2 separate regions of the Homo sapiens genome follow, and region 1 is linked to region 2. A link is a loop called in an ENCODE intact Hi-C map of the cell type or tissue named here. Cell type or tissue: PC-9. All regions are shown on one strand. Each heading gives the region's core, and the rest is flanking DNA. Links, peaks and the distances in the headings are about the cores only. Region 1 overlaps SYTL2 (synaptotagmin like 2). Region 2 has its middle 10 kb from the start of CCDC83.

Region 1 (16,290 bases), core at 6,023-11,022, 100 kb after region 2:
CAGTTAGGGCTGTAGATAGAATTTTTAATGTCCAATTTGAAGCAGATGGCTGGTATGGGAATTAATGAGTCAGTGAACAAATAGCCAGACAGGGTTTAGATATGGCTTTTAGCATACAGAAGAGGTAAAATGGCCATCTTTTGAAATGGATGAAATTCTTTGAACAGCATGGTGAAATTGTAAGGATGAAATGATAAGAGGCTTGTTAAGTGTCAGATGTGTGGTTCAGCACAAAGCAGATACTGTGTGCTAGCTGAAGGAATGGGAGAATGAACGAGAGAATGACCAGGACATCCCACCTGGGAGGCCAGCAGGCCAGTGTACTTTCTGGATTGAGTGCTCTTCTTCAGCCCTCACTTCTGCCCACCAGCCCACCGGTGTTTACTGAGCGTCTTCTCTCTACTTAACTCTCTGCTAAACATAACGTGTGTGTGTGGAGAGGATGGTAAAGGATAAATGTCAGTCCCAAGAAACTTACCCCTTTCTCTCTTCATCTAGATGGTACGATAATTAGAGAATCAAATGCTCATTTTGTTGATGTAATTAGAGTTCAGAAAAAAATGAGAGATGAACGTGGGCTGGAAAACGAGAAGATTTTAACAGCAGCACTAGATAGTGGGATTCTAAAAATGATCTACATCTTTACAAAACTTTGATGTTATACATATGGATTTATCTACGAAATAGTACAAGTGACTAAGATAGAAAAAGAAGTTGATTATTAAACCTAGTAGTGATAGTCATGTAAGGAAATATGTAAGTGGCACTTAACTACATTTGAAAGAATTTCCTGTTCTTTTGCCACTTTAAAACAAGTGAGCCAGAAACCCTTTCCTTACTATAATGGCTATCAGCCTTTGTAGGGACCATGTGTTTCAGGGAGTCGATGCAAAACCTGTGCTCATTGTGCATTGATCGTGGGCTTACAGACAGTCATTTAGGCAGGAACAGATCAAGGGTTGCACAAGAATCCCCACAAAGTGCATTTTAGTTGAAAAACAAAAATAAACAATCTTATGAAAAGAAATTGGGTGTTGTTCTGCTATAAGGGTTTGTGGCCTCCTTCAACAAGAATGCTGACCGACACCACATTTCATGATGTTTTTTCCTGTTCTGATGAGAGATGAGCATGTCCTGCTGCATCAGGAGGAGACACCATTCATTGTGATGGGGTCTGAGGTTCACTTAATCACAGCAGTGACAGGATCTTCTTGATCTCTTGCCTGACTCAGGATGGCTGCTGAGCGTTTATTTGTTCTTTGATTTATTCACTCAACAGACAGTTATTGGGTATCAGCTCTGTTCCAGGCTCCGTGCTAGGTGCTGGCATTACAAAGGTGGTTAAGACATAGTCCTCACTTTCAAGGAGTTTGCAAAGACCACAGGTTAGTGAGTACAACAGATGTGCAAACAGATCACTGGAATATGATATAGTAAGGACTGAAGTGGAGGTGCTGTGGGAGCAATGGAAAAGGAGAAACTGTAATAACTGTGCCCTCCTGAGTTAGGGAAAGCTTCCCAGTGAGGCAGTGTTTGAGCTGGATTTGAAGGATGAGGAGCAACGGGCTGGACAGAGAAGTGAGGGAAAGACATCCCATGAGACTTCACATTAACTGGCCTTGTACCAAGATCTAGGCAGTACTAAGTACTTTCAGTTAAACATCTCAATCATCTCAGAAGTCCTGGAGGGTAGGTCTTATTTTCCCTGATCCTTAAAAACAAGGAGACTAAAGCTTAGAGGAGTTTGGTAAACTGTCCAAGATCCCATCTAGGAAGGGTCAGAACTGAGATTTGGATGTAATTTGGGGAGCCTTGAAAACCCAGAGTCTTTCTGCCACAACTTCCTGCCTCTGTCATCTACAGAGGTCACAGAAGAGCACTGGAGAATTGTAAGAAGCTGAGCCTGCTGGCAAGTGGGGTATGGGCGTGAGTGCTGGAAAAATGAATCTGAAAAGGTAACCTGAAGCCTTTTTAGGTGGTCAGGAGCCTCATCTGATATTCCTCCACTCTGCAAGATCTGAATAAATACCCCGTATTTTCCAGACACTAAACAAAGATGTATTGAGTACAGACCCTGCCCCCAGGAACTCACCAGGGAGAAGTAGAAGAACTTCTCCATTCTGGAATTGAACTCAAACTTGGTCCTTTTGGGAGGAGAAGGCAAAGGTTCACCAACAGTCCAGCAGTTGTTTGCTCTGCTGAAAACAGTGTTGAAAGCAGTGTCAAACCATTAGGAACATTTAATAAAAACCATGATATCGTTGCTGACTGAGAACTATGAAGCAATGATGCTCTCCCTGTTAGGGTTTATAGATGGGGCTGTCATGACAAAGAGAGGAAGTTCCTGTAAGAGTTTACTCTGGGTGGAAGGACACTCTCCAGGCACGCTTGGGAGAGAGGAGACATTCTTGCTAGACCTGGGATAACTGCTCCCCCTCTTTTTCCCACTCCCAGGTATGCCTGTGTGCAACCCTTACATGCAGCGCTGCTACCACCTTGGCCCATTCACATTCTCTGCCTGAAGCACTTTGATTTGCTAATTGAGGAAGAGTGCATATTAGTTTGTATGACTATCTTAAAACCCTCTTGGATTTATGTTAGCACATTATCTTCCAAGAGTATAGTGTTCCCTTACAGCTTTTATTCCACTTTATTCTAAGTACATCTCTATAAACAAGAGAGATTTTGTGATTTTTTTATTTTACTGAGATGGATAGAGAGATGGAGAGGTTAAGACTTGTCAGTTAGAACAAAGTTTTTAGGGAAGTTTTAGGAGGGCAGACTATCTTGTTTGTTCTTTAGGTTTTAGCTTTTCAGTAAGCATGAATAATTGTGAAACTCTTAAATGCAGGATCTGCACAAATGGAACTTGCCTGTACACACTCCTCCTCAATTTTGGTCTTCCCTGATTCCAGCAGCCTTTTAAAGATGCCTTTCCCTAACAATAAGCATCAGAGACATCACTCCTCCTCCACAGGCTTCCAGGAAAGTCTCTAATAAACTCATATCACCCAAAATGGAAAGGACTGATGAGCTAATGACTACCCCATCCAGTGTTTATTAGGTGCCAGGGAGGTGCAGAGAGCTATTGAATGAATTCACTCGGTTAAACCTCAAAGAAACCCCAATTTTAAAGTCCAAAGGTTACTATTACTAATGCTTTTTTACGGATAAGGAAACCAAGGCTTAGGGAAGCCTACCGTATTATCCCTCCCTGGGGTATTTGCATTTGAACAGCAGACACTGAAGAATGCAGCCAAAAAGTGAATCTGCTCTTGAGAAATTTCAGGCATCATACGGGAATCGTGGATTAAACCTTTATTTGAAAAAATGTTGGCCTTGTCTTCTCTGACTTTTCAAAGGTGAACATACACTTGTTAGTCATCTGGGAAGTTTCTGGGATCATCTGAAATATTAAAGCTTCATTTTATCTGTGTGTTTACACATGTCTTTATGCGGTGTCATAATGAACTCATTTATTTACTGTGGGTTCTCAGCAAACTAAAGATCTTTTCCTTTTGTAGACATTTGCCTGAAAAAATTAAGGATGACCAGCAGCTGAAGAATATGAGTGGCCAATGGTTTTATGAAGCCAAGGCAAAAAGGCACAGGGACAAAATCCATGGCGCAGATATCATCAGAGCATCTATGAGAAAGAAGAGGCCCCAGATAGCAGGTGAGTTGACTTGGCTAGTGCATTTACAACAAGCATTCGTTTGGGAAGGAGGAGCGGGGAGAAGGGAATGGTGTCAGAAATCTGCTGATGGAAATCATTTGGATGTACACTTTTCATAATGTGTGGCCCTCTAGTTTAAATTTCCCTTGCCTTGGATTTGGATGGATGAGGGCAGAGCTAAGTGACTCAGTGTGGTGTAGAGGAACATAGGAAGCCCTTTAGGTGCCCTGTTGAATTATAGTAGCATAGATAGTTGGGGCCTGTAAAGGATCTACCACCTCTTCTTTGGCTTTTAACTCTGAAGATTCAGAATCTTCTGAGTAAAATGAAGGGCTTAGACAAAAAGATATCAGCCTCTCTTTTCAGTGATCTTAACATATGGTAGTACTTTCTTAATTAACCAAGTACATTATTTAAGAGACCGTAAAGACATTTTTTTAATGGAAAAACCTTCTTGTTTATTTGATTAAACAAAAATAAATTAAGCTGTATAGGAACAAGTTTAAAGTCCAGACAGACATCAACTTTGTTTTGAGGCTGTAGTAGCTGACACAGCATCTCCTTGCTACCTACTCCAGCCCTCTCTGTGGACCACAGTGATATATTCAAGAGCCTGTTAGCTAACACAGGAGTTTTAAAACACTTTTCCATTGGTTCTTCACCTGCTTATTGCCTGTCATGCCTGTGGCCTACAATAGTAACATTTAAAAGTGAAAGTCAAAAGAGGGGGGAAATAAAAATGCCAACCAACCAAAAACCCACTTCTGCCTAAAGGTTTGGGGGGAAATCTTTACTTATCCACCCATCTACTGAATTGATGGGATTTATACTATCATGACAATGCCCATTTAAAAGTGGCAAAGGCAGCCAGCATCCCACCCCAGATGGGCTTGTAGCATGGTTTCTGTGGCCAGGGAGGTTACTATGATAGTGCGTATTCCTTATATCATGGCATTATTTTTATGTCTTTTTTTTTTTTAATAGACATAGAGTCTTACTATTTTGGCCAGGCTGGTCTCGAACTACTGGCCTCAAGCAATCTTCCTGCCTCACCCTCCCAAAGTGCTGCGATTATAGACATAAGCCACCATGCCTGGCAAAGGCAATCTTTTGAGGGCTTGTTTAAAATTCTATCAAGTTCATTAAATACTTACTGGTTGCCTTCTCTCTAATTAACTCTGGCTTAGTCCATGTAAAGCCTTGTCAAGGTCTACCCTGTACTCAATAAGGAAAATAGCCATCATCTTTTGAGCATGTGATATAGGATAGGCATTTAATTTCTATTATTTCTAATTGTTGCAGTAATCCTGTGAGGTAGGCATTATTTCCCCCATTCTATACATGGGGCATATGAAGCTCAGAGAAGTTAAGTAACTTGCCCGAGATTATGTAATTGGCAAATGGCAGAGCCAGGATTTCAAAATATTTCTGAATTAGTGCCATACTCCTTGCAGAAAAGGACTGACTGCTTAGTACGTACAGTGCATTGTTTGTAGCCCTCTTGCTTTTCAAAATCACCCAGACCTTCAGAAATCTTGAGGGTACTGGTTAGTACCAGGTGACCCCATTTTGCAGTTGAAGAAACTAGGCTTACATGTAACAGGACCTGTGGGGGGATACTCTCCTGGAATATGGGTATTTGGAAACTGGAAGCTCCAGCACTGCTTCATCCTAATATTGATGAAAGTATTCTGGGCACTTACTGGCTCTGTGGCCTTAGGCAAGTTTCTTGAACTTTTTGATCCTCAGTTTTCAAATCTGTGTACTTGGAAAATAGCTCTCATAGAATAATGCATGCAAAGAACTCAGCACAGTGCCTGGTAGTTAGTTATCATTCAGTTGCTGCTAATTATCAGAGATGTTCAGGTAAAGAGTGAGTGCTGGATGTTCAGAGGCAAAAGAGGTTATTTTCTGAAGCAGGAGCACAGAGGTTTTATGGGGGCTCTGACACCTGAGCTGGGATTGAAGAATATGTAGTTTTGGATTTGTAGAGACTGTGGGGAGGAGGAGAAGGCAGCAGAGGAAGACATTCCTAGACCATAATCATTTGTTCCCCTTTGTATCTTAGAGCACATACAAGATATTTGAACACATTGTAGCTATTCAGTAAATGCTTGGTAATGATGGTGCTTCTATCCCACTGAGGACTTCCTGCCCTGAGCATCCCCTGGCCATGCACATTTAGACCTGACCCCAACTCAGTTCAGATTAACCTAGAGGCAGTCAGAATTTTGCTTTAATGGTCTCTGGAGTTACTCTCACATTTAAAGGTATGCTCATTCTCTCAAGAGACTCTGCTTGGGGAAATCTAATGTCGTGGGAATTTACTGACTTCTCTCTTAGATGTAATTCTGATCAACTACTTAGACCCAGTGATTGCCTTGGCACTGGGAAGGCCTGAGGTTCAGGTTCAAGGCTTCAGTGATAAGAGCTGATAAGAGAGTTGTAGGTCATGGAGGTGAGAGATAACCTTCCTGTCTTTACTGTTTCCTGTTTCAGCTGAGCAGAGTAAAGACAGAGAAAATGGGGCAAAGGAAAGCTGGGTGAATAATGTCAACAAAGATGCTTTCCTTCCTCCAGAGCTGGCTGGCGTTGTAGAAGAGCCAGAAGAAGATGCAGCACCAGCAAGCCCGAGGTAAGGCAAAGCTTCTGGGGAGAGCTGCTGCATGTGGCTTTCATGGCCTGGGGTGTCACATGGGCAGAATGGCAGGCTATGAGTACAGATGCCAGACTGGGGTCATGGGCATGGGGAAGGGGCAGTGTATGAGAGAATTCTGGGCCCCGATGCAGATAAAGCCCAAGTGGTACTCTTTCTCAGCTTCCAGAATTTCCAACAAATCTATATCTTAAATAAAATAAAAATGTTAAGTGGTGATTTCTTCCAGTACCAGCAAGAGCCGTTTTTATTTCTCCCATGGATTTCTCCTTAGAGTAGAATGAAGAGGTACTTCAATTTGAATATCAAGGAATAAGTCATTTCAGGGAAAAGATAAACTATGATCAGATTGTAACAGCCTAGTGCAATGGAAGAAGCTCAAGCACAAGAACCAGATAGATGTGAATTCAATTGCCGAATCTGCGATTTATTAGCCATTTGACTATGGGCAAGACATTTAACCTTTCTGAGTCTATATTCTTAACTATAGCTAGGAACAATAATATATACCTGAAAAGCTATGGCAAGAATTAGTGATAAGGTATGTAGAATACCTGGCATGATAGATACTCAGTAAATGCCTCTTAAGGATATAGATTATCTTCAATATTATAGTCTTGGGGTTTTTTGGTGTTTTTCCTACATGTTGTTATCTGACCAATCAAAATGTACATTTGTACATCTTTGCTGAGATGCAGCCAATTGTGGGCCTACATTGCTATAAACCTTTTGAGCCATAATGATTTGTTTTTAGGTATTTAAGGATCTTCTCATGGGTGTCTGTTCCTTGAGGGCATAGTTGTTACCCTTTAGTGAGAGGGGCAGTTGCCTTTTACCTGTAGCTCCTCAATTAAGTTAGTTCAATTCAGAGTCTTCAATTGGGATGAAGTTGATGAATTTACTGGTGGGATGTCACTGAATCAGGGTCTAAGGCTGAGGCACCTGGAAACAGGGATATTTCTAGCATAGTTTATAGGTGTCAGGGAGGGTATATGATATAAGTACCAATAGGTATTTTAAAGTCAAATATGAGTAAAGTTATATCATGTGGATAATGGAATACTGACTCTATGGGTACTCTAAGGGTACCCTTTATTTATCTATTTCCCATTTGGAAAGGGGATCATTCTGTTTCCCATGAATGGCAGGCTGCACTGTTTCCCCTCTGGGACTATTTGTAATATTCTTTTATATCTGTAGAGGCCATCTTTGCTGGGGATAAAACACCTTAATAGTAGTCACTAATTGATAATGTGACCTTACAGTAGTACTGACTTAACTCCTTGGACTTTTATTTCCTCAGTTTTAAAATGGGAACAATAATATTAATAGTTTGCTAGCAGAATTACTGAGAAGTTAATTAGCCAGTGAATATAGAATTCCCAGTGCAGCCCATTAGCACGTAGTAAGTGCTCAAGAAATGGAAGCATGAGCTCTTGCCTACATATAAGATATTTCAGGAACACCAGGAAGGAGTGTGAAGGACACACTATTCTGTCCCCCTGGGTGACTCCCCACTTGCCACCTGCCTATAATCTCTCTAATGGAATGAAGGCCTTCCTTCATAAAGAAAGATGAGACCTAAAATATTGTCATGTTAAAGAAACACAAAGAGAGAGAACATAGTTATTTATATTTACCACCAAGAAGCTGAGAGAAGCTCTTAAGAGCTGGCTTTGATGGGGACTGGGGAGCACTAGAACACTGACCAGCTGAGGGAGGAGGGAGCAGGTGCCACAGAAGGGGAAAGGAGATGATTTGGGAGCATCAGAGACAAATAGCTCATTGCCCCATTTTATCTGGGTCAGACTTTCCATCCTTCTTCCAGGAACTTATTCTATCTCAGTGGGCCTGAGGGTCAGAGGTGCCACTGTCCTCATAGCCTAACTTTTTCTTCATGAACCGTGGGGCTGGTGGGTATTCTCCCACTCTTCCTCAACTTGAGGCTAATAACATAGTATTCAAGATTAGCATCTCCGTTATTTTCTGCATTCCTTGTGTGACTTCAGGCAAGTCTTTCAGGTCTCATCTGTAAATCAGAACAGAATTTCCTCACCAGGACATTGTGAGATTAAATGAAACAAGGTATGAGAATCAGTCAGCATTTCTCAGGAAGAAAGAAAATTGGCCATTTTCCGGTGGCATGAAAATTGTTATTATTACATGGATGAAGTATGTTTGAGAAGGCAAGAATAAAGATGTTAGGCGTATCCAGGATGCTTTGCTCATTAAAGGCCAGTCCTATAACACATGCCATGGGTGGTAATTATCCAGAAAGTTAGAATGAGCTATTTTTTACTTCCTTCTTTCTATATTAGAAACTACTACCTTACTCAGTATCAAGTTCCTGCAATGTTTCTTACCTATACTTTAACCTTTGTGAACTGGGTGTGTTAAGTGTATTTTGGGGCCTGTACTTTTAGACTAAGTGAACTTTAATAGAATGACTCAATACCTGTCAGTATTTCCTTAGCCAGGAGTCAGAAGTTGGGGAGTGTAAGGTGATAGGCTGGTTATTGTAGTTTCTGGAGTTTTGCTAATAGGCTCTGTGGCAACATCTTTCTTTCTGTTGTGGGCACGATTCTGTGGGGTTCCACACATGAAGAAGTAAAACACTGTGGGTACCCAGCATGTAGTCAAGCATTGGCAGCTGACTGCATTCTTTCTTAACTCACCTTTGTTTGCACCTGGAGTACAAGGAAGCAGAGAGGTTTATGAGCAGAGGAGAAGAAAATAAGGCTTGTTCTGGAGTAGCAAAAGGAAAACCCTGAATGCTCACATTTCTAGTTCTGGTTACAGACTTTTCAGGTGGGCAGTGTTGGTTGGACCAGCACTTCATAAACCCTTTGTAGTGAAGGACTAGTTTTGTTTCATTTTAAAGTTTTTATTTCTAATCATCACAGATTGATATCTTATGTAAAATATAATGAAAATAAATACTAGAAAAATAAAATACAGAAAACAACAGTGGCATGCAAAAGATAAGCCCGTCGATCATGTTTGCTATAAATAGTTCTTCAGCACATAGCCTCCGTTTCTGTACTTATCTCATTGTGAACCAGTGGCAAACAGTGCATGGATGGGCACTGGTCCATGAACCATATGCTGATAGCACATTGTGTGCCCCCCACAACAGAAAATAACTCTTGAATATGTACACAGTAATCCACAGGACATGGCTGAGCCAAGGTGGGGAGTACAGAATGAAGACTCATCCCATGAAGGTCAGGACCCTGTCCGTAAATGAGGTATAATGTTTCCTGACTATCAAATTAGGTCTGTTCTGGTTTTACTAAGAAGCTGTCACTTCAGAAGTGTCCCCATAAGCCCTGGCAATTATAGAAAAATAGAGGAGAATTTGAGGGCCCTCTCAGATTTGCATAGCTATGAGAGAAGAGCATTCAAGATGGAGAACTAGACTGCAGGAGGTAGCCAATAAACCTCTGCGTGGCCATGCCCTGTCCTTGGCTTGTAAGGAGGCTTGGCTGCTGCAGAGGTTTGTAATGGCTAGTAATCAAACATCTCTAGAGAATGTCTCCCAAATGAGTTCAGGGAGAACAAGATCAACCCTTCACTGTTGTATTTCAGTCCATGGCATTGGCAGGTTTTCTTCTGGGCACTTACCTGTAAAATCGCAAGAAAATGATAAATTTCCTTGCAAGAAAAACTGTGCATTTACACCTAACTTTGTTTTTGGTAGAATTAAAACACTATTTGGTAAGTCTTTGTGCTTCATTGCCTGTGCCTTAGGGATGCTTCTGACACCAGTCTCCTTCTTACCGTCTGTTGAATAGGAACCAATCAATTAAAGCCACATCTTTAGCTCTTAGTTTTCCCCCACAATGCTCTTTTTCCTGAAAGTCTTTCGTAGATATTAATTTCCCTCTCCCAGAAGGATTAGCTATTGCGTTTACCCCTAGTATTAAGATGAGTGTAAGGTACCTAGCTTGCTCCCAAAGGCAGGGTAGAGATGAGCCAATCTGAGATAATGCATCTGATATTTTTTCCCAGGATTGATAGCAAATCTAGTAATGTGAAGATTTCATTTCTTGGAGGCCTGGCCTACAAAGTCATTTATATTGAACTCTTAAAATAATAATTCTTAATTCTATAAGAGCTCAGATTTACTCATATCAGTTGTAGTAAGAATAGTTTCACTGTGACATAAAAATGCCTCATACTTTTATATGCATGTTCAACAACTCTGTAGCCTGAACAGTGGGAACACTGGAGAACTATGTATACTCACAAGTAATATTTTACTTAAAGAAATACTGACTTGAGGTGCTTCAGATAAGATATTTTCTAATTTGCTTCCCTCACTCCATCCCTGAGCCGTTTCTTCATTTGTTTGCTCATTTGTTCATGCTTCATTAAGTGCCAACACATGCCAGCACAGTTCTGGGTGCTGGGGATGAGACACAGCTTGAGCCCCCAAGGAAGTCACAGTACAAAGGGAGAGATCAAAACAACAAAAAACAAGTCAACAACACTTGTAGAATTTGGTTCTATAAACAACATTTAAGCTAAGAAAAAAAAAAAAACCTCAGAAAAAGGCATATCTGCTACTATTTTTAACTGTTGTAGAGAGAAAGGCTGGTGAACGTTAAAAACCTTTTTTAAATGACTGCATGTGCATAGAAGCACCTTGTGGCTGGGTATAGCAGGCAGCTGCCTGTGTGGTATAATTTTAAAACGGCTGTAAAACCTCTTCCCCCAGTGGCCCTTCCTGATGTTATTTATTCTTTTTATTTAAGATTTCAAAGACTTGTATTAAAATGAAGATGCTTTTAGGAGGGGCACCCTGATGCCAATACCATAGTCTAATATTTTAATAATCTTCTTAACAAAGTAAACTAATTCTGTCTGAGTGCTGCTTCTAATGTTGCAGTTCCTTTTTTGAAGAGTGCCTGAGGGAAGGTTACAGAACACAGGGTATGGAATTTGGCTTGCTTCATAGTTTAAAAATCTTATCATGTGGAATGTATGGAGTATCTTTTATATTCAGGACACAGTCTGCTACCCTCTGAGAGGAATTCTAAGAAACAGAAGACACAGTATCTGGCTCTATTCTGTATTCTCTTAGGAAAAATAATGCACCGATTTATGAAGATATGACCACATGATAGCAAATAGTGCCAGGAAGAAAGGAAATTCCTAATCCAAAGTACCAATAAAATGTGCTGCAATAATTGAGGCAAGAGAGACATACTCCTAGCCAGGTTGATATAAGAGGTGAGATTTGGACTGGGCATGAAGAGGATAGGGACGATTTGGGTAGACAAAGAAAGCAAAAAGAACACTTACAAGGAGGGACTGGGAATAGGTTAAGTGGAAATAGCAGAGTCAGGTGAGTTTCTGGGGCAGTAAGTAGATTGACCATTTTGTTTGGCATGAAAGGTCAATAGAAAGGAAGAATGGGAAGTATATTGGGGCAGATGGTGGATGGTCTCCAGTACCTTGCCAAGGAGTTCAGACTTCATTCCACAGGCCTTGAGGATCCTGCAAAGGTAATGAACAGAAGAAAGACACCACCAAAGTTGCATTTTGGACCACTCCAGCGTAGTGGTAGAACGTAGAATGGTTTAGGAGAGTGGAACTTGGGAGTCAGGAAGCCAAATGTGAGGCCAATAGAGTTGACACAAATAAAGGAGGTGTCAGTAGAGGTAGAAGAGACAGATGTGGGAGTCTCTGGGAGGGAAGAATCACCCAGACTTGCCTCCAGTCCTCTTGCCACAAGCCACTGCTTTAATGCAAGAAACCAGAGGCAGTATAGCCTAGCCATTACCATGATTGTCTTTGGAGTCAGACACACCTGGGTTCAAATCCCCAGCTCTTTTGCCAATTTTGTAACATCAAGCAGGTGACTTAACCTCTGTGAACCTCAGTTTTTTCATAAGTGAGATGGAGAGAATGATAGATAAAATGATAGATAACATAGAGATGATGCAAGGATCAATTGAGAATAAGGTGGTTGCAGTACTGATTGCCCAATAAAAGACAGACAAGCAAAACATTATAGTATCCCTTGAGAGAAACAAAGCTACTAGGAAGTAGCTGCATTTTCAGACAAAATTTGAGGAAATAAGACTCTTGTTTTAATTTTTTCCTATTAAGCAGACTGTAAACTTTAACTGAGTATCCCCCCTCATCCCAGTTTGCCCCTATCCCAACCACAAGGTAACTGAATGAATCCTGTGTGTTTCTAATATTTTAGTGTCTGACTATGTGTTCTGACTGTTTTGTTTCTTCCTCTCTTTTTCTTTCCGAATAGCGGAAACAGACATTTTGTTTAATACCTGAATAGTCTGCCTCACTGCAGTTTTGCAAATAACATGGATTAAAAAAAAAAAAAAAAAAAAGCCAGCCTCCTGCTTACTATCTGTTGCTGCTTCTCCTGGCACTGGCTCAATTGGCCTTCGTTTATTTAGCCATTCACCAGTTATGTACCAGGCACTGTGCAAGGCACTGCAGGGGATATAAAGATGTTTGAGATACTCTTGAGGGATCTCCCACTTTACTATGCGAGGTAAGATATGTATACACAGAGGAGGTTGCATAGTAGACATGAAATACATAGCTAGGTACAGCTCAGTAAGGGAGAGACCTCATCTCTAGGAGGTAGGGACTACATGATTTGCAATATGGGCTGTTGAGGCTGGCGGCCTGGAGGCACAGGAACTGGAATTTCAGGGAGCAGAGGGAGAAGGATATAGACACTCTGCTTATCCTTTGGGCTTGGTGAGTGGGAAGGGGAAAGGAGAAAGATGGTGGAAAAAGACAGGTGTTCCACAGAGACCCCCAACCATCAGCACTTGGCTCAGGTCTTCTGATTATGTAACTGCTTTATTTACTAAGGAAGATTATGCAGAACACTCTGAGAAACTGAGCATAGCATCGACTATAGGGATGTTGTTCCTCATATCACCCACTGGCTTCTAAAAATGACATTCAAGAGAAATTGCTTTCTGGTTCTGAGCTATTGGTTGTTTTTATTATATAGAGACTGAATTATATCAGTGACTAGGTTTCTTTTTTCACTGTTTCTAGATAGCTTGATTCAAGTTTGTGCACACCTATTACAGGAATGGAGGACTCCTGTAATGTGTCTATTAGTCTTAATTCGGGCTCCATTATACATTCCTATTCTGTTCCCTCCCCTTTCCCTCCCATCCTCTATTTTCCCCCTTTCTCGCCTCTATGTAATCAGGCTGTATTTTATATCCTTCTGCTCATCTGCTATAATGCCTTTCTGGAACAATGAAAGGAAGTAATGAAAGGAAGAATGGCTTCTTCAAGAGCTCAGCCTTTTCTTGGGAGTAATTGTGTAAAAATAGCAATTGAAGTACAGAGATAAAGAAAAGAAATGAGGCTGCAGGAACATCTAGCCCATGGTTTTAGTGACAACAATCTTGGTTGAGGTTCTGTGGCCTTGGGGGCAAATTATTCCCCTCCTCTCCAGGCCTTTGGTTCCTTACTTCATGGGGAAAAGCAGGAATCTTACCCCTACCTCCACAAACTAAGGTGTTTTCCAAGCTCCTGACTCTGTGATGCCACTGAGAGAACTGGTGGTGGTAACAGGACACGAAGGCTTCAGCCAATAGCAACTTCACCTCCTGTGCCTGAGGCAAGACCACTGGAACAGGAAGTCTGAGCAGGTTGTTCCTCTCCCCACCCAGGGCCTCCGTGACCCTCTTTTGCCCTTCTCAATCAACAGTCAAGGGTGTGGTGGTTCTGGAGGGAGCCTGCTCACTTCACTTGTCTCCACTCACTCTTGCCTTACTCTCACTCTGGTGCTGTCCTGTCCCTGGGATAGGGAATAATTCTCTAGAGAATCCTTCTTATTCTTCTGCACCAGCTTCCTCTCCTAGCCTGCTGATAGCTTTCCACTTCAGAGGCATAATTTATGATTCCTCAAAAGGTGAGGTTTTATTCTCTGAATTATTGTTTCTTTTGCAGTTCCAGTGTGGTAAATCCAGCTTCCAGTGTGATTGATATGTCCCAGGAAAACACAAGGAAACCAAATGTGTCTCCAGAGAAGGTAGACTGAGCCCAGATTTTGAAAATCTTGTATTTGTTAGGAATGCCATTTTTCCTCATTGTGTCAAAGCACCACAAAATAAAGAGAATTTTGTAGTACAGTTTTTTGGTACCAAATACAGGTAATTTTCACTATTTTAAGAAGTCACTAGTTTAAGAAGTCACTCTCATGGTGGAAAAAGTGGATGGATACCATGTCATTGCATTGCTGAAGACCCAGATTTCTTGCCCTAGAGGGTAAAAAGTCTGAAGCTATTTGGTGCTGCTGCTTTTTAGCATATGGAATAAGGCTTGTTAGTTCCATGTCAGTCCTTATTCCTATATTCCTATGCATAGCTTCCTAAATCTCTGTTAGAGATCTGCTTCTGGGAGAGAATTGCTAATTTATTAAACTATAGACAGTAAACATTGTTATTGATTCCTATATTAATTTTTAAAACCTCTATTGATACCATTTTTATCATTAGAATTGATGATAATAATAATGACTATGAAGCACTTCAAGATACCTAAAATGTCTCCAAAATCTTTAGGAAAGGTCAATTACAGTTGTATTTTGTACACTTGTGATCTAGCACACTGAGAGTCTGGTATGGTAGAAGAATCACTGGTGGGACTCTGACCTGATTAGAGACCCAAGTTTCCTTTGACCTTGATCTGGTCTTTGCTATATCCGGGGCCAAGTTTTTTCACCTGTAAAATGTGGGATTTTGATTTAAGTGTCTGATTCTGAGCTAACTTTGTAGGACTCTGGCTTTGCATATATTTTATATAATTTTTAAATGGCATATATGGTAACTCTGTGCTAAGCAGATTAATCAGGACAACTGTTTTTCAAACATGCCAAATAATGGAGTTTATGGGATAAAACTATCAAAATTGAAGATAATAGGCATTTGCCAACACTGAGTTGCTGTCATGACATTTAAAATAAGTTTAATAAACAATATTTGTCCCCAGCAGAGGAAGAATCCGTTTAATAGCTCCAAGTTGCCAGAAGGTCACTCATCACAACAAACTAAAAATGAACAGTCAAAAAATGGAAGAACTGGTTTATTTCAGACTTCAAAAGAGGGTAAATATTATTTTTATGAACTTGATTTTTTTATCTTTGTTATCTGTGGACTAAGGGAAATTCTCAGAGTTCCTTTTGCTCAAATAACTTCCAAGAGAAAGTGAAAAGTCCTGATGGTTTTCTTATTTTACGGTGCTTGTTGGTTTCCTTCCTGAGGGAGAGGAAGCAGAAATTTGAGAAACTGATAGCTCACGCATTCCAGTCTCAGAGCTGTGACTTGTTACGTGACTTCCATTGTGTCTTGGATTCCCTCATCAGTAAATTGGGAGATTTTTTGACCCAAGACATTCAGTCTTCCACTTAACAGTATTTATTAGATGCCTACTGTGTGTTCACAAAGTTCTGTTTAAAAGGGCTTGCCTCAAGAAGAAAAAGCCTGTTGACAATGTTATGATCCTCTAATCTGTAATTCTCAGCCCAGCCGCCCAAAAGCGTTTGATCAGGTTTGTGGCTCAATTGATGTAAGTCAGCCTGCTATGGAATTTTATCATTTTTATATACTGTTAAGAGGAAATGCTAAACATTTCAATCTCTTCAAAAGCAACTTGAAGAAGATTCCACAAGCATTAAAGAGTGGTTAGGGGTAGAAAATTAAAAAACAGTGGAGCTGGGGTTTTCAATTAGCCTGTCTGAATATTAAAATACTTTCCACTGGGCACGTTTTAGATTACATAAAATATTTTGTAGAAGAAAATCACTGGAACATGTTAGATGTTTGTTTTTAACTTTTCTTTTTTTTTTTTGGCCATGGAGTCCCACTCTATTGCCCAGGCTGGAGTGCAGTGGTGCAATCTCGGCTCACTGCACCCTTCGCCTCCCGGGTTCCGGGGCTTCTAGTGCCTC
Region 2 (16,290 bases), core at 6,156-11,155:
ATGCTGCCTTCAAGCATCTGTTTAACAAAGCCCATCTTGCACCGCCCTTAATCCATTTAACCCTGAGTGGACACAGCACATGTTTCAGAGAGCACCGGGTTGGGGGCAAGGTCATAGATCAACAGCATCCCAAGGCAGAAGAATCTTTCCTAGTACAGAACAAAATGGAGTCTCCTATGTCTACTTTTTTCTACTCAAGACACGGCAACAATCTGATTTCTCTATCTTTTCCCCACATTTCCCCCTTTTCTATTCCACAAAACCGCCATTGTCATCATGGCCTGTTCTCAATGAGCTGTTGGGTACGCCTCCCAGACGGGGTGGCGGCCGGGCAGAGGGGCTCCTCGCTTCCCAGAAGGGGCGGCCGGGCAGAGGCGCCCCCGACCTCCCGGACGGGGAGGCGGCCGGGCGGAGGCGCTCCTCACTTCCCAGACAGGGTGGCTGCCGGGCGCAGGGGCTCCTCACTTCTCAGACGGGGCGGCTGCTGGGCGGAGGGGCTCCTCACTTCTCAGACGGGGCGGCCGGGTAGAGACGCTCCTCACCTCCCAGACGGGGTCGCGGCCGGGCAGAGGTGCTCCTGACTTCCCAGACTGGGCAGGCGGGCAGAGGGGCTCCTCACATCCCAGACGATGGGCGGCCAGGCAGAAACACTCCTCACTTCCCAGACGGGGTGGCGGCCGGGCAGAGGCTGCAATCTTGGCACTTTGGGAGGCCAAGGGAGGCGGCTGGGAGGTGGAGGTTATAGCTAGCCGTGATCATGCCACTGCACTCCAGCCTGGGCAACATTGAGCACTGAGTGAACGAGACTCCGTCTGCAATCCCGGCACCTCGGGAGGCCGAGGCTGGCAGATCACTCGCGGTTAGGAGCTGGAGATCAGCCCAGCCAACACGTGAAACCCCGTCTCCACCAAAAAAAATACGAAAACCAGTCAGGTGTGGCGGTGCGCGCCTGCAACCGCAGGCACTCGGCAGGCTGAGGCGGGAGAATCAGGCAGGGAGGTTGCAGTGAGCCGAGATGGCAGCAGTACAGTCCAGCTTCCGCTGGGTATCAGAGGGAGACTGTGGATAGAGAGGGAGAGGGAGACCGTGGGGAGAGGGAGAGGGGGAGGGGGAGGCAGACAACTTTCTTTTACATCCTAGGAGCGTCTATGTCCTGGTAGTTACATTTCAGTCAATTACTTATCCTTTTGTCCCAGGAAGACAGAAATGAGGCCCCTTTAGGCTTCCCTGCTCCCTTCGTAAGTCACCTGTTTGGCATTCTTGAATTTGTTTTTTAAAAAATGGATTATCATATTTTTTATTCATGCTGTGTTATATTAATAACGTATTAAGAACTTGAAGGGAACTGAAGCAGTTAATAAAAATATTAAGCAGCTTTTGGTTAAAGGAGTTTTTCTCATCAGTAAAATATACAAAAATTAATCATTGTTAGAGATAACTTACGTGTTCCACCTCATTTTAACCTCCCTTTAGTCTATCAGTATTGTGTTTATTAAGTGCCAGGAATTTGCTATGATCTACACATCTGATAAATGTTCTTCTGTTAACCTGGTTTTCCCTAAAATAACATCATCAGATGGGATTATAGGATAAAATTATTAAGAGTGCAAATTCAGGAGAAAAAGCTACCAGCGGAAAATTTTTAAAGCATGGAGATTTTTTAGTTAAATAGAAAAGCAATTTGTGATTCTTCAGCACTTTGAATTGATTCCCACATCATTTGTTTTAAATCTTAGGCCTGCTTCTATTATGAGAGCCTGGGCCCATAGTGAAAAAATGTACTTTTACCTATCATTTATATCCTGCACAGTTTTTCTTATAGTGTTTACCAGTTGGTGGTCAGTGTGAAGCCAGATAAAAACCATTTGCTGAGTTTCCTCATTTGACCTTGATTTTCTGTTAGCCTTGCCATGTTGAATGATGTAGAAATAGACGTAGGAAAGTATCTATAGTAGAAGAAGCCAAATATGCTGTCTGTTTTTGGAAAAACCACAAAGAACCTGTTTGAGATGAGCAATTGCTAAACAGAAACAACTGCAGGGTCTTATTATTATTAAATCTCACAATAATTTGTAAAGACCCGAACTAGGAATGAACTTACTGCCTTTGCGAACCAGTTCAAACTTTTGGTAAATCAGACATTTTACCTACAGCAGTTACTTTTGAGAAATAGAAAATTTTTGCTACAACTTCCTGTCCAATAACTTTGTTCCTCACAAACTTGAAACAATTAAATAGATGTTTTGCAAAAATAAATAATCATGAACTAAAATATTCTCTTTTTTTTTTATTATACTTTCAGTTTTAGGGTACATGTGCACATGGTGCAGGTTAGATACATATGTATACATGTGCCATGCTGGTGCGCTGCACCCACTAACTCGTCATCTAGCATTAGGTATGTCTCCCGATGCTATCCCTCCCCCCTCCCCCCACCCCACCACAGTCCCCAGAGTGTGATATTCCCCTTCCTGTGTCCATGTGATCTCATTGTTCAGTTCCCACCTGTGAGTGAGAATATGCGGTGTTTGGTTTTTTGTTCTTGCGATAGTTTACTGAGAATGATGATTTCCAATTTCATCCATGTCCCTACAAAGGACATGAACTCATCATTTTTTATGGCTGCATAGTATTCCATGGTGTATATGTGCCACATTTTCTTAATCCAGTCTATCATTGTCGGACATTTGGGTTGGTTCCAAGTCTTTGCTATTGTGAATAATGCCGCAATAAACATACGTGTGCATGTGTCTTTATAGCAGCATGATTTATAGTCATTTGGGTATATACCCAGTAATGGAATGGCTGGGTCAAATGGTATTTCTAGTTCTAGATCCCTGAGGAATCGCCACACTGACTTCCACAATGGTTGAACTAGTTTACAGTCCCACCAACAGTGTAAAAGTGTTCCTATTTCTCCACATCCTCTCCAGCACCTGTTGTTTCCTGACTTTTTAATGATGGCCATTCTAACTGGTGTGAGATGGTATCTCATAGTGGTTTTGATTTGCATTTCTCTGATGGCCAGTGATGATGAGCATTTTTTCATGTGTTTTTTGGCTGCATAAATGTCTTCTTTTGAGAAGTGTGTGTTGATGTCCTTTGCCCGCTTTTTGATGGGGTTGTTTGTTTTTTTCTTGTAAATTTGTTGGAAGTTCTGGCCAGGGCAATTAGGCAGGAGAAGGAAATAAAGGGTATTCAATTAGGAAAAGAGGAAGTCAAATTGTCCCTGTTTGCAGACGACATGATTGTATATCTAGAAAACCCCATTGTCTCAGCCCAAAATCTCCTTAAGCTGATAAGCAACTTCAGCAAAGTCTCAGGATACAAAATCAATGTACAAAAATCACAAGCATTCTTATACACCAACAACAGACAAACAGAGAGCCAAATCGTGAGTGAACTCCCATTCACAATTGCTTCAAAGAGAATAAAATACCTAGGAATCCAACTTACAAGGGATGTGAAGGACCTCTTCAAGGAGAACTACAAACCACTGCTCAACGAAATAAAAGAGGATACAAACAAATGGGAGAACATTCCATGCTCATGGGTAGGAAGAATCAATATCGTGAAAATGGCCATACTGCCCAAGGTAATTTACAGATTCAATGCCATCCCCATCAAGCTACCAATGACTTTCTTCACAGAATTGGAAAAAACTACTTTAAAGTTCATATGGAACCAAAAAAGAGCCCGCATCGCCAAGTCAATCCTAAGCCAAAAGAACAAAGCTGGAGGCATCACCCTACCTGACTTCAAACTATACTACAAGGCTACAGTAACCAAAACAGCATGGTACTGGTACCAAAACAGAGATATAGATCAATGGAACAGAACAGAGCCCTCAGAAATAACGCCGCATATCTACAACTATCTGATCTTTGACAAACCTGAGAAAAACAAGCAATGGGGAAAGGATTCCCTATTTAATGGTGCTGGGAAAACTGGCTAGCCGTATGTAGAAAGCTGAAACTTGATCCCTTCCTTACACCTTATACAAAAATCAATTCAAGATGGATTAAAGACTTAAACGTTAGACCTAAAACCATAAAAACCCTAGAAGAAAACCTAGGCATTACCATTCAGGACACAGGCATGGGCAAGGACTTCATGTCCAAAACACCAAAAGCAACGGCAACAAAAGACAAAATTGACAAATGGGATCTAATTAAACTAAAGAGCTTCTGCACAGCAAAAGAAACTACCATCAGAGTGAACAGGCAGCCTCCAAAATGGGAGAAAATTTTCACAACCTACTCATCTGACAAAGGGCTAATATCCAGAATCTACAATGAACTCAAACAAATTTACAAGAAAATATTCTCTTAAGAGGAAGAAAGTATATGCTACCTTTAAGAAGGAGATTGTTTTAACCCAACGTCCATTGTCACGTTGCAATATTGTATTATAAAATGGGATGGTGTCTCACTGTTTATAAGGGTCATATTTTTTCACTTTAAGCCAGAGGCACATACCTGCAGTTCACTTTTTTTTCTTTGTCTCTCCAAACCAAGTTTAACTTAAATAACCAGAATTCTGGCAAAAAGATACCACATGTCTTTTTTTTCCTTCTTACTTCGTCTGCCTAATTAATGTTTGAAATTACTCTTATGATCTCTTTGTTTTCTCAGATATAAGAGGAGCCCAGGACAGTAAGCTGGAGCCAGGGTTTCTTATCCCAGGAACCTGGACTATATGATTTGAATTGTGCCTGAGGGCTTTAGCATGTGACATCACAAGAGTATTTAGCAACAATGAATTGCTGCCTGCTTGCTATAGTTTTAAAATATGAACACAAAAGGACAAACATATAGACCAATAGAATATAACAAAAAATCAAGAAACATACTTGTACATATAGGATCAATTGCTTCAGACAAAATTGTAAAAGTAACTCGATAAGCAAAGCATAATCTTTTGAACAAATGTGACTGTAACTATTGGATATCTATTTGGAAAAAAAAAATGAAGCTTCACTCAGACCAAAAACCATACAAAAAATTAACTCAAAATGAATCATAAAGGTGAAAACTATAAAATTTCTAGAATAAGACAAAAAATCTTTTTGACTTTGCATCAGCCAAGTGTTATATAGGACACAAAAAACATGATTCAAAAAAGAAAAAAAGAACTTGAACTTCATCAAATTTAAATTTAAAATATCTGCTCTTGAGGGTTTGGTTTTTTTTTTTTCTTTTTTCTTTTTTTGGTTTGTTTGTTTTTTGAGTCAGGGTCTTGCTCTGTCACCAGGCTGGAATGCAGCAGTATGGAAATGGCTCGTTGTAGCCTCAAACTCTCAAGCTTAAGTGATCCTCCTGCCTCAGCCTACCAAGTAGCTGGGACCACAGGCACGTGCCACCATGCTCAACTGATTTTTTAGTTTTTTATTTTATTTTTTGTAGAGATGGGGGTCTTGTCTTGTTGCCTAGGCTGGTCTCAAACACCCAACCTGAGGCGATTCTCCCGCCTTAGCCTCCCAAAGTGCTGGGATCATAGGTGTGAGCCACCATGCCCAGGCTGTTCTTTAGTTTTAAGAAGATGAAAAGGCAAGCCACAGTCTGGAAGAAAACGTTTGCAATACATATACCTGCCAGAAGACTGGGATCTAGAATTTATAAATAATTCCTCAAGCTCAATAGGAAAAAAACCAACTAATTACAAATGCCAAAAGATTTGAATAGATGCTCCAAAAAATAGATATATTCATGGCCAATTGGCACATGAAAAGATGCTCAATATCATTAGTTATCAGGCAAATGCAAATTGAAACCACAGTGAGATACTACTACACACCTACTGGAATGGCTAACCCTAAAAGACTGACAATACCATGTGTTGGCAAGGATGTGGAGTAACTGGAACTTTCATATATTCCTGATGGAAAAACAAAATTGTGCAACCATTTTGGAAAACAGTTTAGCAGTCTCTTATAAGGTTAAACACATATACTGTATGACCCAGCAAACCCACTCTTAGATATTTATTCAAGACAAATGAAAATGAATGTTCATAGCTGCTTGTAATACTACTTAATAAAAAAAGGAATGTTGCCAGCACTTAGGAATGAAAAAAAAAAGGGTGGGGGGAATAACTATTGATACATGCAACAACCTGGATGGGTCTCAAAAGAATTGAGCTAAGTGAAGAAGCCAAGTGTGAAAACTATATGCTGTATCATATGAAATTCTAGAAAAGCCTGGAAGCAGATCAGTGATGGCCCTGAGCTCAGGGGCTGGGGTGTGGGATTGACTGCAAGGGGGCAGGAGAGTACTTGCCGGAATAAAGGAAATGCTCTGTATCTTGATTGTGGTGGTGGTTACAAGGGTGTATAGATTTGTTAAAACCCATTGAACTATATATTTAAAATGGGTACATTTTATTGTATATAAATTGTACTTTAACAAAGTTAATTTTTTTAAAATGGTTTCAGGCTGGGCACGGTGGCTCATGCCTGTAATCTCAGCGCTTCGGGAGGCCGAGGCAGGTGGATCACCTGAGGTCAGGAGTTTGAGACCAGCCTGACCAACATAGTGACACCCCATCTCTACTGAAAATACAAAATTAGCTGGGTGTGGTGGTGCATGCCTGTAAATCCCAGCTACTTGGGAGGCTGAGGTAGGAGAATCGCTTGAACCCGAGAGGCGGAGGTTGCAGTGAGGCGAGACTGTGCCACTGCACACTCCAGCCTGGGCGACAGCGAGACTCCATCTCAAAAAAAAAAAAAAAAATAGTTTCAACCTGGGCGTGGTGACTCACCTCTGTAATCCCAGCACTTTGGGAGGCTGAGGTGCGTGGATCACCTAAGGTCAGGAGTTTGAGACCAGCCTGACCAACATGGTGAAACTGCATCTCTACTAAAAATTCAAAATTAGCTGGGTGTGGTGGTGCACACCTGTAATCCCAGCTACTTGGGAAGTTGAGGCAGGAGAATCGCTTGGACCTGGAAGCAGAGGGTACAGTGAGCTGAATTTGCACCATTGTACTCCAGCCTGGGTAACAAGAGCAAAACTCTGTCTCAAAAAAACAAAACGAAATGAAACAACAACAAAATAAATAAAGGTTTCATATTCTTTAACACTCCTCTCTTCAAGAGGTGGCATCTCTGTTCCCTCTCCTTGAATCTGGTGGTCTTATGACTACTGTAAGCAAGAGAGTATGGAAATGACTCTGTGTTACTTCTGAGGCTAGGTTATAAAAAGTCATGCAGCTTCCCCATGGTTCTTTTGGGATACTTGCTCTAGAGGAAGCCAGCTGCCATGTAAGAAGTCTATCTCCTATGAGACAACCATGCTGGAGAGGCTGAGTATAGGTACTGTGGTCCACCATTCTAGCTGACCCCACCTTATAACCCACAAAGTGCCAGACATGTGAACAAAGTCATCTTGGACTGTCCCAGCTGGCCCATCCATCCTCTAAGTATAGCTGAGTTAATCTCAGTTGAAGCCACAGGAGCGAGAGATCACCAATTACTAACCTACAGGATCTGTGAGCTGTAATAAAGTGGTGGTGGTTTTATGTTATTTATTTATTTTATTATTATTTTTTTTTGAGACAGAGTCTTGCTCTGTTGCCCAGGCTGAGTGCAGTGGCACGATCTTGGCTCACTGCAAGCTCCACCTCCCAGGTTCACGCCATTCTCCTGCCTCAGCCTCCCAAGTAGCTGGGACTACAGGTGCCTGCCACCATGCCCGGCTAATTTTTGTGTGTGTGTGTGTATTAGTAGAGACCAGGTTTCACTGTGCTAGCCAGGATGGTCTCGATCTCCTGACCTCGTGATCCGCCCACCTCGGCCTCCCAAAGTGCTGGGATTACAGGTGTGAGCCACCACGCCTGGCCTATTTTATTTATTTTTAATTTTTTTTTGTAGAGACCAGGTCTCTCTGTGTTGCCCAGGCTCACCTTGAACTCCTAGGCTCAAGTGATCCTCCCGCCTCAGTCTCCCAAAGTGTTGGGATTACAGGCATGAGCCACTGCACCCAGCCCAGGTTGTTGTTTTAAACTAATTAGTTTTGTTAGTGTATTAGTTGTCTATTATTGCACAACAAATTACTCCAAAATTTAGCAATTCAAGACAATAATAATCATTTATTATCTCCCAGTTTCTGTGGATCAGGAATTTGGGAGCAACTTCATTGGGCAGTTGTAGCTTGTTGTAACTCATGAGGTCAGATGTTGGACAGATTCTATCTCTGCCTGAAGGAGTTCTCATTTTAGGGGAAGTGATGAGCAATCAAGTTATTCTGCAATTATAAAACAGTTGGATACTTTCCAGAAAAGGGGTAAAAGCAAGGTGCTGTGGAAAACCTAATCCAGTCTTGAGAGTCAGGGAAAATTTTCCAGAGGAATTGAGATCTAAATTAAAACTTGACAATGAGCAGGAACTTGACAATGTGCAGGAAGACTGGAACATTGAGTGGGAGGGCCTGGGACAGAGGGCATTGCAAACACAAAGCCCTAGAGGTAAAAACGAAAATGATGAGTTTCTAATGGAGCAGAAGAGATTACCATGGTTGGATAATAGGCTCCCAGGGATAGGAGAGAAGTGAGACAGGAGGCTGGAGAAGCAAGTAGGGACAAATCATGGCGGGTCCTCTGAGCCATACAGAAGATTACAGGCTCTGTGATGATGACAGAAGTTCACTCTGGCAAGTGTAGAGGAGGCTGGGAACAGGCAGGACAGGGTCAGGTTCCAGAATGAGTTCCACTGACCACAGTTTCAATCTTTCTTTTGCCTAAGGGTCACTCACTTGGTTCCAGTTTCTGGTCCAAGGAGCTTGTCTCAGGCTCTGCCCTTTGCAAGATTGCAGTGACTGGCAAAAAGAATGACCTCATCTCTTTGGCTCAAGTTATCAGCTTGCCTAATCTCTGAAGTCTTCTATGACTCAGGTGAGATGCCCACCTCCACACCAGGAAGTAGTCTATGAAACTACTATTACCACACCACCAGAGAATATGTGGAGTAACACTACCTCACATCTGGAGAATGAGGCAGTATACATTCTAACTTCCATATTTTAAGAACTGTGTTTATGGAAAGGAAAATAAAATGACATTTTCAGGAATATGTACCAATATTAGCAAACCCAAGGTACTGTGCTCCATTTTTAAATAAGGGAATAATAAGGTTGTGAATTACTCCCTACACGCTTCATATGGTTTTGAGGACATACTATTTTACCCTTTATACAGCACACTAGCTAAGAACACCCACTGCCAGAAGACCACTTTCTTATTCTATGTAAATGAAATGTCTACAAAAGGCAAATTTACTGAGACAGAAATTGAGAGGCTTCAGCTAGGGCTTACACGATAGAGTCACCAACAGGGGGACTGCTTGGAGAGGAGGCTGTCCAAGTGAAGCCATCAACAGTTGAAAGGGGTATTGCAGAGAAGAATATTCTTTGACCCTGAAATTGAAAAATCCTTCTTCTATCGAATGCCCCTGACTTTGGGAACTACCCACTGAGGCATCTGGTGAGACTGAGAGATATACTTTCTGTAACCACACTTTGTTGATGCTTATTTTGTTTAAGAACATGAACTTGGGGTCAGTTCAGGGTTCTGAAGCTGCTTACTAGTTGTGTGACCTTGGATGAGTTACTCTACCTTTCTGTGTCTCAATTTCCTTATCTATAAAATGGACATAATATTGCATACTTCTCAGGGCTGTTCTGAAGATTACTGGGTACAATTCCTGGCACATAGTAGGTTCTCAATAAATGTTAATTCTTCCTTGTAGCCTTTTAACTGTTATGTGAGAATGCTGGAAAGTAGGAGAATGTGAAACTTTTCTGTGTCACATTTCCCATGTAACCAGAGAGGGCTTTCTCCACCTAGTTAGTGTCTAAATTTGATGGGACCCAAATATGCATCTTGGACCCAGCTCCAAGCCTGCACACACACACTCAGCATCAGTTAGATGGCTCACAGTCGCACCATGCCCCAAACTCATTATCTTCCACCCCCTCCAATTTGCCCCTCCTCCTCAAGGCTATGTTCCGTATTTAGTAAATGACACCAGCCTCCACTTAGCTTTTCAAACCTGAAGATTAGGAGTCATTCTAGACTGTTATTTTTTATTTTATTTTTATTTTTGAGACAGAATCTTGCTCTGTCACCCAGGCTGGAGTGCAGTGGCATGATCTTGGCTCACTGCAACCTCTGCCTCCCAGGTTCGAGTAATTCTTCTGCCTCAGCCTCCCAAGTAACTGGGATTTCAAGAGTGTGTCAGCACACCCAATTTGTGTTTTTATTACAGACAGGGTTTCACCATGTTGGCCAGGCTGGTCTTGAACTCCAGACCTCGAGTGATCTGCCCGCCTCGGCCTCCCAAAGTGCTGGGATTATAGGCATGAGCCACCATGCCTGGCCCATTTTAGACTCTTTAATTTTCCTCACCTCCAGATCTAAACAAGCTTCAAGTTTCAGCAGTCTATTGACAGATTCCATTGGCCACAGCTGGAACTGAACACATTCTACAGTAGATTTAACCGAGTCATTAATTTTCATCCAAAAGTATTTTGGATGATATTTGTTGAGCAGCTACTATGAGCTAGGCACTATGGTAGGCTCTCTCTTCACTGCCTCCTCCCTAGTACAGGTCCCAATCTTTCCTGAGTTGACTGATGAGATGGCTTCCTACCCAGCTATCCTGAATTCATTCCTGTCTTCGCATTCTTCCACAGACCCATTCCCTTGTTTAAGACCATAAATGACTTTCCACAGATCTCTTAGGAAAGAGTTTCTGACATGGCTGATAAGGCCCTCCAAGATCCAGGCCCACCCAGGTCTAGGTCAGGTCCCCTTGTTATATGCTCCAGTTGGGTTCCCCCAAAAACACCCTTATATGGGGGTTTTAGTGCAAGTAGTTTATTAGGGAGGGAGTCTTAGAAAGCTATGGTAGGAAAATGGGGAGATGAGGGAGGAAGAAAAGCCAATCAGGATACGCTAACAAACAAGTTATTGGGAGATGGGTAACTGGGGCTTGGTTTCACTGAGAACCCTGGGAGACAGGAGAAAATACGCTCAGAATTGTCTTACCCAAAGGGTGAGGAAGCTGGGTGGTTAACTCTCATTTATCATCAGTTGAGGATGGTCCTGAGGGCATCGATTCCCCGGCCCCAATAGCCTACAGGGGCTAACCATGCCCCTACCCACTGCAGGTCAGAGAAGTCCTCACTCAGGACTGAGTATTGAGGTGCTTACAGGAAGAAGCTAAGGGTTTGCCTGGTGAATGCTGAGGGGATATGGGCAGCCACTGGAGTGACCACAGCTTTCAGAATGCACTTGACCTCCCCTTTGTAGCTCTCCTTACCCTTGAAATGAACTCATTCAGTGTCAGTCTTTCAAGCTAATCTCTTAACTCTGTAAGGGTGTAGACCATGTCTCTCTGCTTCACCATTATACCACCATTGCCTAGCACAGGGCCTGACATGTAAAAGGTGGTCAGAGATATTTAGCGAATGTTTGGATAAATGAATAAATGATTATTCTTTCCAGAAAGTAAACCAGGCATGCCATACTGTGAGAATGCCAGAAAGTAGTACCTGACAAATAAGTTACACCTGTGTAATAAAACCTCTATGTTATTGTGACATCTGAATTCACATAAATCACTTGATTTTTTAAAATTTAACTTTTATTTTAAGTTCAGGGGTACATGTGCAGGTTTGTTATATAGGTAAACTTGTGTCATGGGGATTTGTTGTACAGATTATTCTGTCACCCAGGTACCAAGCCTAGTACCCGTTAGTTATTTTTCCTCATCCTCTCCCTCTTCCCACCCTCCATACTCTGATAGGCTCCAGTGTGTCTTGTTCCCCTTTATGTGTCCATGTGTTCTCATCATTTAGCTCCCACTTATAAATGAGAACATGTGGTATTTGGTTTTCTGTTCCTCCATTAGTTTGCTAAGGATAATGGCCTCCAGCTCCATCCATTTCCCTGCAAAGGACAAGATCTTATTCTTCCTTATGGCTGCATAGTATTCCATGGTGTATGTGTGCCACGTTTTCTTTATCCAGTCTACCATTGATGGTAATTTAGGTTGATTCCATGTCTTTGCCATTGTGAATAGTGCTGCAACGAACATATGCGTGCATGTGTCTTTGTAGTAGGACGATTATATTCCTTTGAGTATATACCCAGTAATGGGTTTGCTGGGTTGAATGGTATTTCTGTTTTTAGGTCTTTGAGGAATTGCCACACTGTCTTCTACAATGGTTGAACTAGTGTATACTCCCACCAACCTTGTATAATCATTCCTTTTTCTCTGTAACCTCACTAGCATCTATTTTTTGACTTTTTAGTAACAGCCATTCTGACTGATGTGAGATGATGTCTCATTGTGGTTTTGATTTGCTGATCAGTGATGTTGAGCTTTTTTTCATGTTTATTGGCCACATGTCTGTCTTCTTTTGAGAAGTGTCTGTTCATATCATTTGCCCACTTTCTAATGGAGTTGTTTTTTGCTTGTAAATTTGTTAGTTCCTTATAGATGCTGGATATTAAACCTTTGTCAGATGCATAGTTTGAAAATATTTTCTCCCATTCCTTAGCTGGTCTGTTTACTCTGTTGATGGTTTCTTTTGCTGTGCAGAAGCTCAATTTTTGTTTTATTGCAATTGCTTTTGGTGTCTTCATCTTGAAATCATTGCCTGTGCCTATGTCCAGAATGGTATTGCCTGGGTTGCCTTCCATGGTTTTTATAGTTTTGGGTTTTACATTTAAGTTTTTAATCCATCTTGAGTTAATTTTGATGTTAGGAAGGGGTCCAGTTTCAATCTGCATATGGCTAGCCAGTTTTCCCAGCACCACTTATTGAATAGGGAGTTTTTCCCCATTGTTGGTTATTGTCACCTTTGTTACAGAACAGGTATTTGTAGGTGTGTGGCCTTATTTCTGAGCTCTCTATTCTGTTCCATTGGTCTGTTTGTCTGTTTTTGTACCAGTACCATGCTGTTTTGGTAGCCCTGTAGTATAGTTTGAAGTTGGATAGCAGATCTCTGATATTTTTTGACAATACCCAGTTGAGTGCAAGCCCTCAAACTATGAAACTACTACAAGAAAACATTGGGGAAAATCTCCAGAACATTGGACTGGGCAATGCTTTCTTGAGTAATACCCCACAAGCACAGGCAAGCAAAGCAAAGACAGACAAATGGGATCACATCAAGTTAAAAAGCTTTTGCGCAACAAAGAATACAATCAATAAAGTGAAGAGATAATCTACAATATGGGCGAAGATATTTGCAAACTACCCATCTGACAAGGGATTAATAACCAGAATATGTAAGGACCTCAGGTGACTCTATAGGAAAAAAAATCTAATAATCTGATAAGAAATGGGCAAAAGATTTGAATAGACATTTCTTGAAAGAAGACATACAAATGGCAAACAGGCATATAAAAAGGTGCTCAACATCATTGATCATCAGAGAAATGCAAATCAAAACTATAATGAGATATCATCATCTCACCCTGTTAAAATGGTTTATATCCAAAAGACAGGCAACAACAAATAGTGGCGAGGATGTGGAGAAATGGGAATCCTTGTACACTGTTGGTGGGAATGTAAATTAGTACAACCACTATGGAGAACAGTTTGGAGGTTCCTCAAAAAGCTAAAAATAGAGCTACCATATGATCTAGCAATTCCACTGCTGGGTATATACTCAAAAGAAAGGAAATCAGTATATTGACGAGATATGTACACTCTTATGTTTACTGCAGCACTGTTTACAATAGCTAAGATTTGGAAGCAACCTAAGTGTCCACCAGCAGATGAATGGATAAAGAGAATGTAACATATATACACAATGGAGTACTATTTAATCACGAATGAGATTCAGTCATTTGCAGCAACATGGATGAAACTGAATATCATTATGTTAAGTGAAATAAGCCAGGAACAGAAAGACAAACATTCCATGTTCTCACTTATTTGTGGGGTCTAGAAATGAAAACAATTGAACTCATGAGAGTTCAACCATCCCCACCTCCCCTCAATCCCCCATACCCTTCCCATCCTCTGGTAACTATCCTTCAGATGGGCTTCAGATGTGCTGCTGGGAGGTGGGGATGGTGAAATTGAGAAAGCCTGGTTTGGAAAAGATCTGTTACGAAAGGGTGAATATCACTGTGGGATAGCAGACAGTAAAGTGTTCCATCATAGTTAGAAAGAGTGAATAAGACTTGCTATTTGATAGCAAAACAGAGTGACTACAGTCAATAATAACTTAATTGTACATTTGAAAAAAATCAAGAATGCAAGTTCCTATAGCTGTTTAAGTTTAAAAAGGAGGTAAAGTGGCATTTATTTTTGTATGTTCATGGGATAACTCATGAATATCCCCCATGTACATCATATGACTTTCTCTGAAACTAATAAACTTTGTGCTTCCCTTAAATTTTTAAATTTAAAAAGGCCCAACACAGTGGTGGGCATCTATAGTCTTAGTATTCTAGAGGATGAGGAGGATCCTTTGAGCCCAGGAATTTGAGGCCAGCCTTGGCAACATAGTGAGATCCTGTCTCTAAAAATAAGTAAATAAACAAATAAAAACTTGCTTTTAAATGTTTTACATCTTGATTGTGCTGTTGGTTTCATGAGTGTATAGATATGTGAAAACTCATATGACTATTATATATGTGGAGATATCTTTGCTGATATAATTTGGATATTTATCCCCATCCAAATCTCATGTTTAATTGTAATCCCCAGTGCTGGAGATGAGCCCTGGTGGGAGGTGTTTGGGTCACGGGGGTGAATCCCTCATGGCTTGGTGCTGTCTTTGCCATAGTGAGTTCTCTTGAGATCTGGTTATTTAAAAGTGCATGGCACCTCCCCTGGCACTCTCTCGCACTTGTTCCTGCTTTCACCGTGTGAGATACCTGCTTCCCATTTGCCTTCTGCTGGGTTTGGAAGCTTCCTGAGGCTTCCCTAGAGGCCAAGCAGATGCTGGCACCATGATTCCTGTAAGGCCTGCAGCATTGTAAGCCAATTCAACCTCTTTTCTTTATAAATTACCCAGTCTCAGGCATTTCTTTATAGCAAAGCAAGAACGTCCTAATACATACACCTATGTCTATATCTACATCCATATCTATATCTCCAGAGAAAATACCTTTGTGTAACGCAAAATATGGATACATACTATCTCCCAAGAAATAATATATTTCCTGCTGGTATCACAAGAATTTTTTTCTCTTCACAAATTCTTGTCCCAATGCTTATATTTGAGGGGGAAATACAGTATTACTTTTCATTATCACTTATTTTTGACACAGGTTTGTCAGAGGTTGACAGGTTTTAATAACAGTAACCCAGAACCACTAAAGGCTTAACAGTGGTTCTTAAACAGAGTGATTTTGTTCCCCCGGAGACATCTGGCTATGCCTGAAGACATTTTAAATTGTCATGACTGGGGAAGGGGTGCTACCGGCATAAATAAATAAAAACTTGCTTTTAAACGTTCTATAACATTTGTGAGTATAATTAGTGGGTAGAGGCCAGGGATGCTGCTAACCATCCTGCAGTGTACAGGATGCCCCCAACAATTGGCCTGAATTTCAACAGTACTGAGATTGAGAAAGCGTGGTTTGGAAAAGACCAGTTACAGAAGGGTTAATATCATTGTGGGATTGCAGAAAGTAAAGTGCTCCATCATTATTCACCTATTCTTCATATGCTCTTATAAATAATCAAGAGGCTCCATTCTGAGGGAGGACTAGTCATTATAATGTGTGTTCCTCCAGGGTAGAAATCAGATTTGGAGTCATAGCAGTAGCCAGAGACCCTGGTTCTGCTGTCACTAGGGCTTAATTCTGTTGTCAGCAATCATCAGGAGAGTAGCTCCATCATATGGCTTCCCAGCCTCATCATTTTGACTTAAAAAGGATGTATTCGGAAAAATAGGGGGAAGTATATTCTTCTGATAGGGCAGCCATAACAAAATACCACAGACTGGATATAAACAGTAGAAAGTGGTCCAGATTAAGGTGCCATCAGGGTTGGGTTTTCTTCCTGACTTGGGGAGGGCTTTCTTCCTGACTTACAGATGGCTGCCTCCTTACTGTGTCCTCACATTGCCTTTCTTCTGTTCACGTGGAGAAAGAGAGAGATCGCTGCTAGGTCTTCCTCTTCTTATGAAGATAGCAGTTCTACTGAATTGGGCCACACTCTTATACCCTTCATTACCTTAATTGCCTCCGTGAAGGCCCTGCCTCAAAATACAATCACATTGTGGGTTAGGGCTTCAACATATGAATTTGGGAGGATACAATTCT

Evidence for each region. Hi-C counts contacts between places; a loop is a spot of excess contacts. Peaks named below come from ENCODE experiments on the same cell type or tissue, not always from the same donor. Only the 100,000 strongest peaks of a DNase experiment are listed, where the experiment ranks them.
Region 1: a loop joins it to region 2, with 12 times the contacts of the local background. A loop is called at or near these places in 6 of 110 quality-filtered maps.

The regions. Positions count from the first base shown.
Region 1 is chr11:85,735,658-85,751,947 of GRCh38, reverse strand. SYTL2 (synaptotagmin like 2) reads left to right here. Exons shown (of 20, transcript NM_206927.4): 3 at 3,525-3,676; 4 at 6,176-6,311; 5 at 14,292-14,373; 6 at 15,333-15,447. Among named protein-coding and RNA genes, the nearest start is that of CCDC89, 58 kb to the right of the region's middle. In PC-9, for the core only: no CTCF peak of the experiment used is centred there; DNase peaks (open chromatin) are centred at 8,827 and 10,717; H3K4me3 peaks cover 510 bases; H3K27ac peaks cover 4,075 bases.
Region 2 is chr11:85,837,176-85,853,465 of GRCh38, reverse strand. It overlaps a transcript of SYTL2 not described here. Among named protein-coding and RNA genes, the nearest start is that of CCDC83, 10 kb to the left of the region's middle. In PC-9, for the core only: no CTCF peak of the experiment used is centred there; DNase peaks (open chromatin) are centred at 8,245 and 8,835; H3K4me3 peaks cover 368 bases; H3K27ac peaks cover 2,939 bases.